2 separate regions of the Homo sapiens genome follow, and region 1 is linked to region 2. A link is an interaction called in ENCODE POLR2A ChIA-PET data of the cell type or tissue named here. Cell type or tissue: OCI-LY7. All regions are shown on one strand. Links, peaks and the distances in the headings refer to the core of each region. The heading gives the core; the rest is flanking DNA.

The links. ChIA-PET counts read pairs that join two places held together with the same protein. Peaks named below come from ENCODE experiments on the same cell type or tissue, not always from the same donor. Only the 100,000 strongest peaks of a DNase experiment are listed, where the experiment ranks them.
Region 1: POLR2A ChIA-PET joins it to region 2 with 9 read pairs; 21 of 35 experiments call an interaction of 5 or more read pairs at or near these places.

The regions. Positions count from the first base shown.
Region 1 is chr17:75,793,095-75,799,387 of GRCh38, reverse strand. All of the region lies in intron 1 of UNK (unk zinc finger), which reads right to left. Among named protein-coding and RNA genes, the nearest start is that of UNK, 11 kb to the right of the region's middle. In OCI-LY7, for the core only: no CTCF peak of the experiment used is centred there; no DNase peak of the experiment used is centred there.
Region 2 is chr17:75,671,216-75,677,508 of GRCh38, reverse strand. It overlaps SAP30BP (SAP30 binding protein), which reads right to left. Exons shown (of 11, transcript NM_013260.8): 3 at 5,646-5,693. Among named protein-coding and RNA genes, the nearest start is that of SAP30BP, 7.0 kb to the right of the region's middle. In OCI-LY7, for the core only: CTCF peaks have their summits at 2,196 and 2,400 (motif pointing left); a DNase peak (open chromatin) is centred at 2,398; H3K27ac peaks cover 1,472 bases.

The DNA.
Region 1 (6,293 bases), core at 1,425-3,924, 120 kb before region 2:
CACACAGAGTCGGTTGCTGGCATCTGGCTCTTTTGTCATTGGTGCTGGGAATGTGCAGAGACCATTACAGATTAACTTTTTTGAAAAAGGGTCTCATTCTGTCACCCAGGCTGAAGTGCAGTAGTGCAATTACAGGTCACTGCAGCCTCCCAGGCTCAAGCAATCCTCCCACCTCAGCCTCCCGAGTAGTTGGGACTACAGGCACCTGCCACCCCACCCAGCTAATTTTTGTATTTTTTTGTAGAGATGAGGTTTCGCCATGTTGCCCAGGCTGCTCTCAAACTCCTGACCTCCAGCAACCCTCTTTTTTTTTTTTGTTTTTGAGATGGAGTCTCGCACTATCGCCCAGACTGGAGTCCAGTGGCCCGATCTCGGCTCACTGCAAGCTCCGCCTCCTGGGTTTGCACCATTCTCCTGCCTCAGCCTCTGAGTAGCTGGGACTACAGGCGCCCGCCACCACGCCTGGCTAATTTTTTTGTATTTTTAGTAGAGACGGGGTTTCACTGTGTTAGCCAGGATGGTCTCGATCTCCTGACCTCATGATCTGCCTGCCTCAGCCTCCCAAAGTGCTGGGATTACAGGCGTGAGCCACCGTGCCCAGCAAGCAACCCTCTTTAGTCTCTCAAAGTGCTGGGATTACAGGTATGAGCCACCATGCACAGCCACTACAGATTAATTCCTGTTTCTATTTCCTCCAACAACCAATGGGTATCATGATGACTACTGACAAAAGCTGGGTATCGGCCAGGCATGGTGGCTCATGCCTGTAATCCCAGCACTTTCAGAGGCCAAGGCAGGTGGATCACCTGAGGCCAGGAGTTCGAGATCAGCCTGGTCAACATGGCAAAACCCCATCTCTACTAAAAATACAAAAATTAACCGTGGTTTGGTGTAGTGGCACATGCCTATAATCCCAGCACTTTGGGAGGCCAAGGTGGGTAGATCACCTGAGGTCAGGAGTTCAAGACCAGCCTGGCCAACAGGGCAAAACCTTATCTCTATTAAAAATGCAAAAATTAGGCCAGGCGTGGTGGCTCTTGCCTGTAATCCCAACACTTTGGGAGGCTGAGGTGGGGGGATCACCTGAGGTCAGTTCGAGACCAGCCTGGCCAACGTGGCGAAACCCCGTCTCTACTAAAAAATACAAAAATTAGCTGGGTGTGGTGGCACACACCTGTAATCCCAGCTACTCGGGAGGCTGAGGCAGGAGAATCGCTTGAACCCGGGAGGCGGAGATTGCAGTGAGCCGAAATCGTGCCATTGCACTCCAGCCTGGGTGACAAGAGCAAGACTCTGTCTTAAAAAAAAAAAAAAAAAAAAAGAGCTGTGGTCAATCTTTTTGTGGAGTGCATGTCTGCATGAATGTCCACCCTGTATGTTTTGTTTGTTTATAATCTGATTTGGACAAACCTACAGATTTGAGTACAGAGACATATAGGCAAGACAATGATGGCCTCCAGACAACTAAGACAAGCCAACAGAAAGAGATGGCGCTGCAACACCAGATTTGCTCAGGACTTCATGAATCCCGGAACATGCAGTGAACAGCAAGATGTAAGCCCAACAAAAGGGACAAGAGATTGAGCCGGTGGAATAACTCACTCTGGATGCCCCTCAGCCTTGGGTAATGGGCCATGAGTTTTCAAGATGGAGCGGCCAGTGAGGAAACACCTGTTCCTGCAGCTCCTGCTGCTCTCCTGGCCACTTAGTGTCACTACTCATGACCCTCACACAGCAGCTGGCAAAGACAGGGCAATCTGACAGATCTGCCCATATCCCTAATAAGCTACTAATGTTCATTTTATTACAGCCAGTCTTATAAAAATTGAATTTCATCTTTTTCAACAAGTATAGGCCAGGTGTGGTAGCTCATGCCTGTAATCCCAGCACTTCGGACAGCCAAGGCGGGCGGATCGCCTGAGGTCAGGAGTTCGAGACCAGCCTAGCCAACATGGGGAAACCCCATCTCTACTAAAAATACAAAAATTACCTGGGTATGGTGGCACATGCCTGTAGTCCCAGCTGCTTGGGAGGCTGAGGCAGACAACTGCTTGAGCCTGGGAGGCAGAGGTTGTAGTGAGCCGAGATTGCGCCACCGCACTCCAGCCTGGGGGACAGAGTGAAACTCCATCTCAAAAACAAAAACAAAAACAAAAAACAAATATATACAAGCTTTAACATGAATATAGGATCTTTTTAAAAAGCAAGACATAGTCCTAATCTTAAACATTCTTTATTGAAATCTAACCACAATATGATAGGATTCTGCAACTAGCACTAAAGGAAAGGAAAAACAAAAAGCCAAAAAACCTGTCATTTTTGAAGATTATTTGTAGTATCCAAAGGCTCAAATGATGCTTGTCTATAATCTCCTGCTTTCCATGTTAACCCTGCTAGCTACTTCTTTCCTTCCCCCACATATAACTCCTAAAAAGAAATGTAGTCACTGAGATCATAATTCACGGCTTATCAAAGGTTCTTTAAGTTTAAGAATAAAGTATGTTTTACCCTCAAAGAGAATATTGTAAGAGCATATGAGCCATGGGTTAAAATTCTAAATTATTTATCCAAGTATGTATATGTTTGTTACAAGCTGCTAAAAATCTTTCCTTATTTTTGCAAATCTGATAGGTAAACTATTATCAGTTCTACATTCCATATTTATAAGGATATACATACACATTCTGATACCAAACATGACCCAGAAACCATACAACTTTGTAACAGTAACCACATTGGTGGGAGTTACTAAAAATGGCTTTTAGTTTAGGCTGGGTGTGGTGTCTCAGGCCCAGCACTTTGGGGAGCAGAGGCAGGACGACTGCTTGAGGCCAGAAGTTCCAGACCAGCCTGGCAACACAGTAAGAACCTGACTTCACAAAACAAATTTAAAAATAAAAAATTAGTCGGGTATGGTGGTAAACACCTGCAGTCCCAGCTACTCAGGAGGCTGAAGTGAGAGGATCATTTGAGCCCAGGAGTTCAAGGCTGCAGTGAGCTATGATTACGTCACTGCACTCTAGCCTGGGTGACACAGTAAGACCATATCTCAAAAAAAAAAAAAAAAGCTTTAAATATTTGGATGGATCTGACACACTACACAGCTATAGAGATGTGGCTTCCAAATCTTCTAAAGTGATCCTGATTTAGAATATTCTCTCTGGCAGAAAAAGCAAGCTCAGGGAGTATTATTCAGGCAAATAAAATAAGTGTCTGGTGAATTTGTAAGTGTGTCTGAACCTTTAAGGGAGTCTTTGATCCCACACTGGCCTTTAGTCAGAGTAAATACAATATGATCTTATGGCTACTATGAAGCTCCTAGATGCGATGAAACTCCCTACCGCACCTGGGCACACACGCCCGTGCACACACACACAGCAACCCACAGTTCAAGTGCTACGGGCACTCAAGCAAGTCAGTGTTTTACAGTGGGGGAGCCAATCACTGGCAATTATTTCAGCCCACTTTTCACTGGGGCTCACTGGAACTTTCTGACACCTGTGAGCTGTCCTGGCCCCAAGAACTAACAAGAGCCAGGAAGGGTGTGCAATTAGTCCTGTGTGTCCATGGTCCCTTCTTTCTATAACTGTCCCCTTGCCCTGTGGGGCCTAGAGCTGGTGAAACTGAGGAAGATTCATATAAGGGTCACTCACGTCACTGATGTTAGAGAATATTCGAGAGTACTACAAACCCCCGTTCATCCTCCCCCAAATTATATAATACCTTGACTTTATCCAAAGTTTTTCTGGCCAGGCATGGTGGCTCACACCTGTAATCTCAGCACTTTTGAGAGGTCAAGACGGGCAGATCACTCGAGGTCAGGAGTATGAGACCAGCCTGGCCAACATAGCGAAACCCCGTCTCTACTAAAAATACAAAAATTAGCCAGGTGTGGTGGCGCGTGCCTGTAATCTCAGCTACTCAGGAGGCTGAGGCACTACAATCACTTGAACCCGGGAGGCGGAGGTTGCAGTGAGCGGAGATCACACCACTGCACTCCAGCCTGGACAACAGAGCGAGACCCTGTCTCAAAAACCAAAAACAACAACAACAACAACAACAACAAAAAGCCCACAAAGTTTTTCTGTACATAGCTAACCTGAAAAAGCTAGCCTGGAAAACCTCCAGTTTTATGACCCTTTAGTAATATGTTTAAACTAACATGTTCTTTGTACATTGTTTTCTGTACAACAACGTATTTGGCCCTAAACTGCATGGGTCAGTTTAGAACACACATCCATCATGTAAGATACAAGCAGTATGATGGAGGCGCTACAAAGACTGGAGAATGAAATAAGAATTCAAGTGGACGTGGAAGAGAGAACTGTTCTCTGAAGATGCTGCTGCCCCGTGCGTGCCCTAGGAACTGAAGGATCTATTTTAGTGTGGATGCAACTAAAGAAGGCATTCAATCAGGGCTGTTGAAGCAAGGAGCAATGCAACTGAAAGCAGTGACTAGGGCCCTGTTCAAATAATGGCGGAGAACAGTACCTACGCTGTGCTAAGTGCCAAGCACTGTTTTAAGCGCTTTACATGTATGAACTCATTTATTTCACCCTTATAACAACCCCATGAGACAGGTAATATTCCTATTCTCAGGAAACTGATACACAAAGAGGTAAGTCACTTGCCCAAGATCTCACAGCTAGTAACTGACAGAGCTGGGCCTCAAACCCAGGTGGTGTGACCCTGGAGTCAGTACTCTTAACTACCATGCTGACTATTAACTAAGCATTTTTTTTTTTTTTTGAGACGGAGTTTCACTCTTGTTGCCCAGGTTGGAGTGCAATGGCGTGATCTCGGCTCACCGCAACCTGCGCCTCCTGGGTCCTAGTGATTCTCCTGCCTCAGCCTCCCTAGTAGCTGGGATTACAGGTGCCCGCCACCACACCCAGCTAGTTTTTTGTATTTTTAGTAGAGACGGGGTTTCACTATGTTGGCCAGGCTGGTCTCGAGCTCCTGACCTCAGGCAATCCACCCGCCTCAGCCTCCCAAAATGCTGGGATTACAGGCGTGAGCCACCATGCCCGGCTAACTAAACATTTCTTAACTGAGCTAAAGGAAAAACAACAGTAGTAGCAAATAAGCCTCAGTGACTCTCTGAAAGCTGTTTAGAATATGTCAGAGAGTTTCGGACAGGCCATAACTACAATACCATAAAATAAGTTGCTGAAATAAAAACAGAAATGTTCACTTTAGCATGCTCTACTGGATATTTAATATACATTTTTGTATTCATTATAAAGTACTCTTACTTCAATAGTAAAACAGACGTTACTTTGTTTTTAATCAGGAAATACAAGTACCAGTCTCTAATTTATATTATATTTAGATGGTCTGATTCACACAAATCCTGAAGTGACAGGTCACCAGATGCCTGGCACCTCTTAACAGTAAAAGTGACATCAGAAACGTATAGTAATGTTCTTACCAAAATTAATAAATGCTTAGATATAAGAACGACTACTTAAAACTTCTAAGTCACAAAACACCATGCTAAAGGTTTTTATCAACCTCTTCTTTACAGAACATAACTACTTCTCTTATGTGGGGGTAGACTTGTGAATAGGCCAAAATTTCATAGGAAGGTGGGACATGGACCTTCCCCCTCCTTATTAAAAGTCATTTTGTCAGGACTTATGGTGGCTATATGGTGTTTCAAATGCTAACAGGAAACAAATGAGTCAACTTATGCACATGAAAAGCAAACTGTGAATAAAGAATAAGGAAGGGGAGGAAACAGTTCAATAAGTTCAGATACGACTTGATGATACTGTCACAGGCTGTCACAGGCCTCAGTATCTTCTTTATGTCCTAAAGAAATTGAGCCACCAACAGGAAAAAAGGTCACCTCACAGAGAATGCTGTGAGATTTTTAAGTTGCTAGACTCCTTTCCATCTTCTCCTTCTCCTCAGCTCTTGATACTGCTGTCAAATTCTACACACTGGCAAAGAAAAAAGGGGTGAAAGTTGAGGGATTTTATAGAGAAATAATAAAAAGTTTGTTGTGATTACTTGAACTAATATAGTATAGCCATTGATATCATTTTAAATGCCTAAAACACATGGCCTGTCCTTAAAGAAATGCCCATGTAAACCTTAAAACACTCACGATACCTGAAGAATGGACTCTATTACATTTTAGCAGGACAGCAAACTTCTCTTCCACCTCCCACCCACCCCAGGAAGTAGACATGATTCATCTTATGAAGGCATTGCTAAAAATCTGCTTGTTCCCTGGAATGGCTATCAAGTTGGAGACAAGGTAAAGTATAATTACCAGCACCTAAGAG
Region 2 (6,293 bases), core at 1,224-3,723:
GTGAGCTGAGATTGCGCCACTGCACTCCAGCCTGGGTGACAGAGCGAGACTTCGTTTCCAAAAAAAAAAAAAAAAAGCCAGTTTCACTTAAGAATGGTCAGCCATAGGCCGGGCGTGGTGGCTCACATCTGTAATCCCAGCACTTTGGGAGGCTGAGGCGGGCAGATCACAAGGTCAGGAGTTCGAGACCAGCCTGGCCAATATGGTGAAACCCTGTCTCTACTAAAAACACAAAAATTAGCCGGCCATGGTGGCGCGTGCCTGTATCCCAGCTACTCAGGAAGCTGAGGCAGGAGAATTACTTGAACCTGGAAGGCAGAGGTTGCAGTGAGCCGAGATTGTGCCACTGCACTCCAGCTTGGGCAACAGAGTGAGTGTCTCAAAAAAAAAAAAAAAAAAAAAGTTTTCTGCCAGGACAGTAAAAATGATTAGTTTTATGACATCTTGACATTTGAATATACATCTCTTTAATATTTTGGGCAATGACATGAGAGGCATGCATAAATACTTCTGCTGCATAACAAAGTCAGACAAATGTCTCAGGGAAAAGCACACATAGCAATGCCCCCTTATCCGTGGGGTATACGTTCCAAGATTCCCAGTAGATGCCTTGAACCTCTGATAGTACTGAGACCTATACATACTATGTCTTTTTCCTATACATACATACCTATGATAAAGTTTAATTTATAAACTAGTAAGAGATTAACAACAATTAGAATTATATACTGTAATAAAAGCTATGCGAATGTGAACTCTCTCTCAAAATAGCTTACTGCATGTAATATATTCAGACTGCAGCTGACCTCAGGTTACTGAAGCCACGGAAAAGGATGGACTACCGTTTGTGATTATTTGAGTCACCAGTTGAACTGACAGTTTTCTTCAGGAAACACCATTTTTATTTGAAATAATGACAAACTAGTTATCTGGACTTGGGTATTTGGCAGACATTTTCTCAAGACCAAAGCCTGTTACTTCAAGGAAAGCTCTGATAGCACATATTGAAAATGATAAATTCATGCTTTCAAACAAAAATTATTAGAAACACATTATCTTAAAAAATGTATTGCTCCTTATTGTGGGCTTGCTAAAAGGTTTCTAACATTTAATGATTTTCTGATGAGATTAGTGATGTCACTAATAAATACTACTTTTTTGATACGACAGAACAAAATGTGTCAACATTTAGATCTGTGTAACTCAGTACATCAGCAATTTTCAAATCACCAGAGCCTGACGATATCAAATCATGTATGGGTAAAAGATCCATTCAAAGGGCAAGACAGACCAGTGGATTTTAGGGAAGCAGAATGCAGAGTTCACTGGTAAGGCTTTGCATTCCATGATGTAACTAACCTTTCAAGGAAACTATCACCTGTTGAGTTTTGATGAAGTATCAAAGAAGAATACCTATAATTACCTGAATGCAAAAGCAGTTATATGTACCCAGCCATATTCTATTAAGCCAGACATTAAAGAGATTTGTAAAGTGGTGACACAGTGCCACTCTTTGCATTAACATTTTTTTGGAAATACTTATTTTTTCTAAAAATGTTATTTATGTTAATATGTAATAGGTTTGTTTGTTTGAGACAAGGTTTCAGTCTGTCACCCAGGCTGGAGTGCAGTGACAAGATCACAGCTCACTGCAACCTCTACCTCCCAGGCTCAAGTGATTCTCCCACCTCAGCCTCTCGAGTAGCTGGGACTAGAGGCATGCGCCGCCACACCCGGCTAATTTTTGTATTTTTTTTATAGAAATGGGGTTTTATCACGTTGTCCAGGTTGGTCTCAAACTCCTGGGCTCAACCAATCTGCCCACCTCGGCCTCCCAAAGTGCTGGGATTACAGGCACAAGTCACTGTGGCCGGATCAGGTTTGTTATTTTAAAATAAGTAATTTAAAATTTTCTCAGTTTTAACTTATAAAATAGTAAACATCAATAGATAAAACCAAAATGAAAACTCTGAGATCCTCAATTTTTAATTGTGTAAAGAAACCTAAATGTTTTGAGAACTACTGAAAAAAATTAAAAGATCTTAAAAAACCATAGTAGAGGCCGGGCGAGGTGGCTCACACCTGTAATCCCAGCACTTTGGGAGGCTGAGGTGGGCAGATAACGAGGTCAGGAGATCAAGACCATCCTGGCCAACATGGTGAAACCCCGTCTCTACTAAAAATACAAAAATTAGCTGGGCGACATGGCATGTGCCTGTAATCCCAGCTACTCGGGAGGCTGAGGCAGGAGAATGGCTTGAATGCGGGAGGCAGAGGTTGCAGTGAGCTGAGATTGCGCCATTGCACTCCAGCTTGGGCAACAAGAGCGAAACTCCTACTCAAAAACAAAACAAAACAAAAAAACAACAAAAAACCAAAGTAGAAAGGAGAATGCCACCTAGTGGAGATGACAATTATGACAGTAATCTAATTGTTAAACAACACTTCTAACAAAGATCCACACTTGTAACATATTCTATTGTTAGAAACTTCCTATGTTCATGTGCACTGGGCCTGGTGGCTCACAGCTCTAATCCCAGCCCTTTGGGAAGCCAATGTGGGCAGATTACTTGAGCCCAGGAGTTCAAGACCAGCCGGGGCAATATGGCAAAACCTTTCCTCTACAAAAAAATTAAAAAAAATTGCTAGGTGTGATGCACACACCTGTAGTCCCAGCTGTTTGGGAGGCTGAGGTGGGAGGATTAATTGAGCCAGGGAGGTTGTGGCTGCAGTAAGTTATGATGGCACCACTGCACTCCAGGCGACAGAGGAGACTCCACCTCAAAAAAAAAAAAAAAAAAAAAAAAAAAACAAAAAACAAACAAAAAAACTTCATATGCTTAAAGCAGAATGTCCAAAATTAAGGGTTTTGAATATAAAAAATATTGTTACACATCAATTTAAAAAAATGTGGGCTGGGCACAGTGGCTTATGCCTGTAATCCCAGCACTTTGGGAGGCAGAGGCGGGCCTATCACTTGAGGCCATGAGTTCAAGACCAGCCTGGCCAACATGGTGAAACCCTGTCTCTATTAAAAATACAAAAAATTAGCTGGGCATGGTGGCTCACACCTGTAATCCCAGCTACTCGGGAAACTGAGACAGGAGAATCGCTTGAACCCAGGAGGCGGAGGTTGCACTGAGCCGAGATCACAGCACTGCACTCCAGCCTGAGCGACAGAGCAAGACTCTGTCTCAAAAAAATAAATAAAATAAATAAATAAAAATAAAATGTAAATGTGCCAGAAAGTTCTGGATTTGAGGTACATGTTGCTATGTGGAAGAGAGTCTGAGGCCAGCTCAAGCAGAAGGATGACAGGGCCAGGACTAAGATAAGAGTATCACAGAAGACTCATGCTGGGGATCATTTGTAGTCCTTGGAGATGCCACGAGGACTCCTAAAGGCCTGGCAGCCACTGGGGATTGCAGAACATTGAAGCTGGCAAGCTTTATCTAAACCCTTCTCCATCACCCTCCAAAAGAACTATATCAAGTGACTTTGAGGGTTGGATTTTGTGTTCTGATTTCTGAGGGCTCCTCAAGAGGAACAGAAATTATTCCATGAAAACTTTTCATTCCACAGTAAAACTTGAAATGCACATGAGTGAATGAGGAACAGCGAAGCACATCAGTCAAGGAGCAGGCAGGAATGACGAGGCTGTCAGCCGTGATGTAGGGCTGAGAAGGGGAGCCTGAGCACAAAAGGCATTTCCACAATCTTCCCAGCTTCACCTTTTTTGGGTCCCTCCCACCCCGCTCTTTAGTGACTGCTACTGGACAGCAGTAAAGTCTGTTTTGTTTTTCATGTGACCCCCACCCTGACTCACAAAGCCCTGTCATCTCCCAAGGATTTGTTGCCTGGATTACAGTATTTTAGAAGGGGTGACCGTTAAGTGTTATGTACCCTCCTCTCCAGCCAACTTCCCCAGGAAGCCTTCCAGCCCTAAGAAAAGGCTGCAACTGTACCCAGAAAGACTCTAGGACCCAGATCCTCCCTTCCCTCCACAACTGAAACCCAAACACTTAACGGCTCCCTGGGCTTGTTTTACGTGCAGGCTCCAAGTCCCACATACCCTAAATACTAGGCAGAGAAGATTATCACTACTGAGTGTTTTGTTCTGCAAGCCCGAGGAGAGCTGTGACTGACTTTGAACTATGGGGCCATGGGTCTGCCCATACCATCTTGCCAGTTCTCAGGCAGGGCGAGTTCTCAGGCCTGGGTTCCAGGTTTTTCACTCAGCATAGAAAGCAGGTTGCATTTACAGTTTTCAGGGGTTCTTTTTTTTCCCTCCTGCATGCTGGCGCCAAAACTTTCTTTCCTGGTAAAACACACTCTTATCTTTCTCACTCACAACGTCTCAAGATTTTAGTGGCTACATACAGTTCTATCCAATCACAGAATCAGCTCAAATATGGAACAGCTCACACTATATTTTCAAGAATATTACTGTTTTAGATTTTAATTGGGCATAAATTTCCTAAATTTTACTAGGTCATCTTGAAAGTTACAGCTGGTTTCCAAGCAGTTTTTTTTTGTTTTTTTTTTTGAGACAGATTCTCATTCTGTTGCCCAGGTTGGAGTGCATTGGCAGATCATGGCTCACTGCAACCTCTGCCTCCCAGGTTCAAGTAATTCCCCTGCCTCAGCTTCCCCAGTAGCTGGGATCACAGGTGTGCACCACCCACCAGTCTCACCAGTTAATTTTTGTATTTTTAGTAGAGACGGGGTTTCACCATACTGGCCAGGCTGGTCTTGAACTCCTGACCTCAAGTGATCCTCCCGCCTCAGCCTCCCAAAGTGCTGGGATTACAGGCGTGAGCTACTGCGGCTGGCCTCAAAGCAGTTTTTAACTGCAAAATGGGTCCTTATTCCCCGGGTCTAGAGTGATATAATTAAGTCTTTTTCTTTGGGGGTACAGGGGGGAAGTTTTTCCTCATAAAAAATGACTCTTCAGCAAGTACACATTTCTAATGGCCAATGCACAGCACAGCAGCTTAACCAACACAAGGGTGTCTTAACCTTCACAACAGATCATTATGGAATGTGATAGGAATTGCTACAAATTACTCTTGGCTGCTACTAGGATGACACTATGAGAATAGTTATGTTGTTCCGAAAAAGACCATTCTGTACAGCTTGCCCAAAAGTGGATGGACACACCCCCAGGAAAATGAGCATTAGACCCACCATCCCTGAGAGCTGGGGAGAGGCCTCATTTTGGTCTGACCTTCTTATAGCCTCTTGTTCACTTCTAGATGACTAAAGAGAACCCAAAGCACGCGAGGCGGCCCTTACACCTTCCTGGGTCTAGAAACAGACTAATCCACCTGCAGGGCAGTGACACTTAAAGCCCCATCTGGGATGCAGAATGCAAGTGGGTTGTTGGCCTCAGCCAGGCCTCTCGCCTTTCTAGTCAGGAGATATGGCACAATCTGAAAGGCTGGAAATCCAATGTGTCTCAGGATTTGTTCATTCCTGAGTTGTCTCCAGGTTCTTTCTTTATAAAGCTTATTTTATCCCAGAAAATGTCCACACAGTTGCACAGTTTGTCAGTGGGACAGATCTTGACCAAACATACGAACTGAGCCACAGTGTTCAAACACCTTGTTTGCATCCAGCCACCCACCACAGCCAACACCAAATACCTTTGGGTCATCAGCCTCAGGTTTTTCAGTCTCTGAATCGTCATCTTCCTACAAGACAAAGAATTTAGAGGATTAAGCTTAAAGGAGCGGGCCTGAGGAGTCTCACATGCATAACTAGGGGCCGGAGCAAACAGCCCATTTACCCAGCTGGGGTCATCCCACCAAGAATCCCTCCCCTACCATATAACTCAGAACCAGAGAAAAATAAGGGGAAAAAGAGATATTCTGGAGGGGAAAAAAACAAAAAACAAAAAAGCATCAGCAGCTCAAAGTCAAGTTACTTTAGTGGTGAGACAGTCCACATCAATGAAGATGCCCGAGTTCAAAGTCACATACATAAAAATGGAGAAAGCTTGCAATATGTTTTAGGAAAGAGTAAGATCAGGCCACACAATAAAACAGGCATCGTGTTTCCACTGAAGTATCAGTTATTTCAAATCAGGATTATGAGCCTTCTTTCCTTTTCATATACACATGTACATCAGACTCGGACCTACTCTAACAGTGTCCAACACCAAGTGCCAAGGCTTACACACAGCTGTATCGCAGCACCTCAACCGGCATTTGCACAAACATCAACACAGGAAGGCAGGCATCAAACTACCTGAGCAAGTGACCTGGGAAAGGCAGGACTAAAGGGCAATGCCC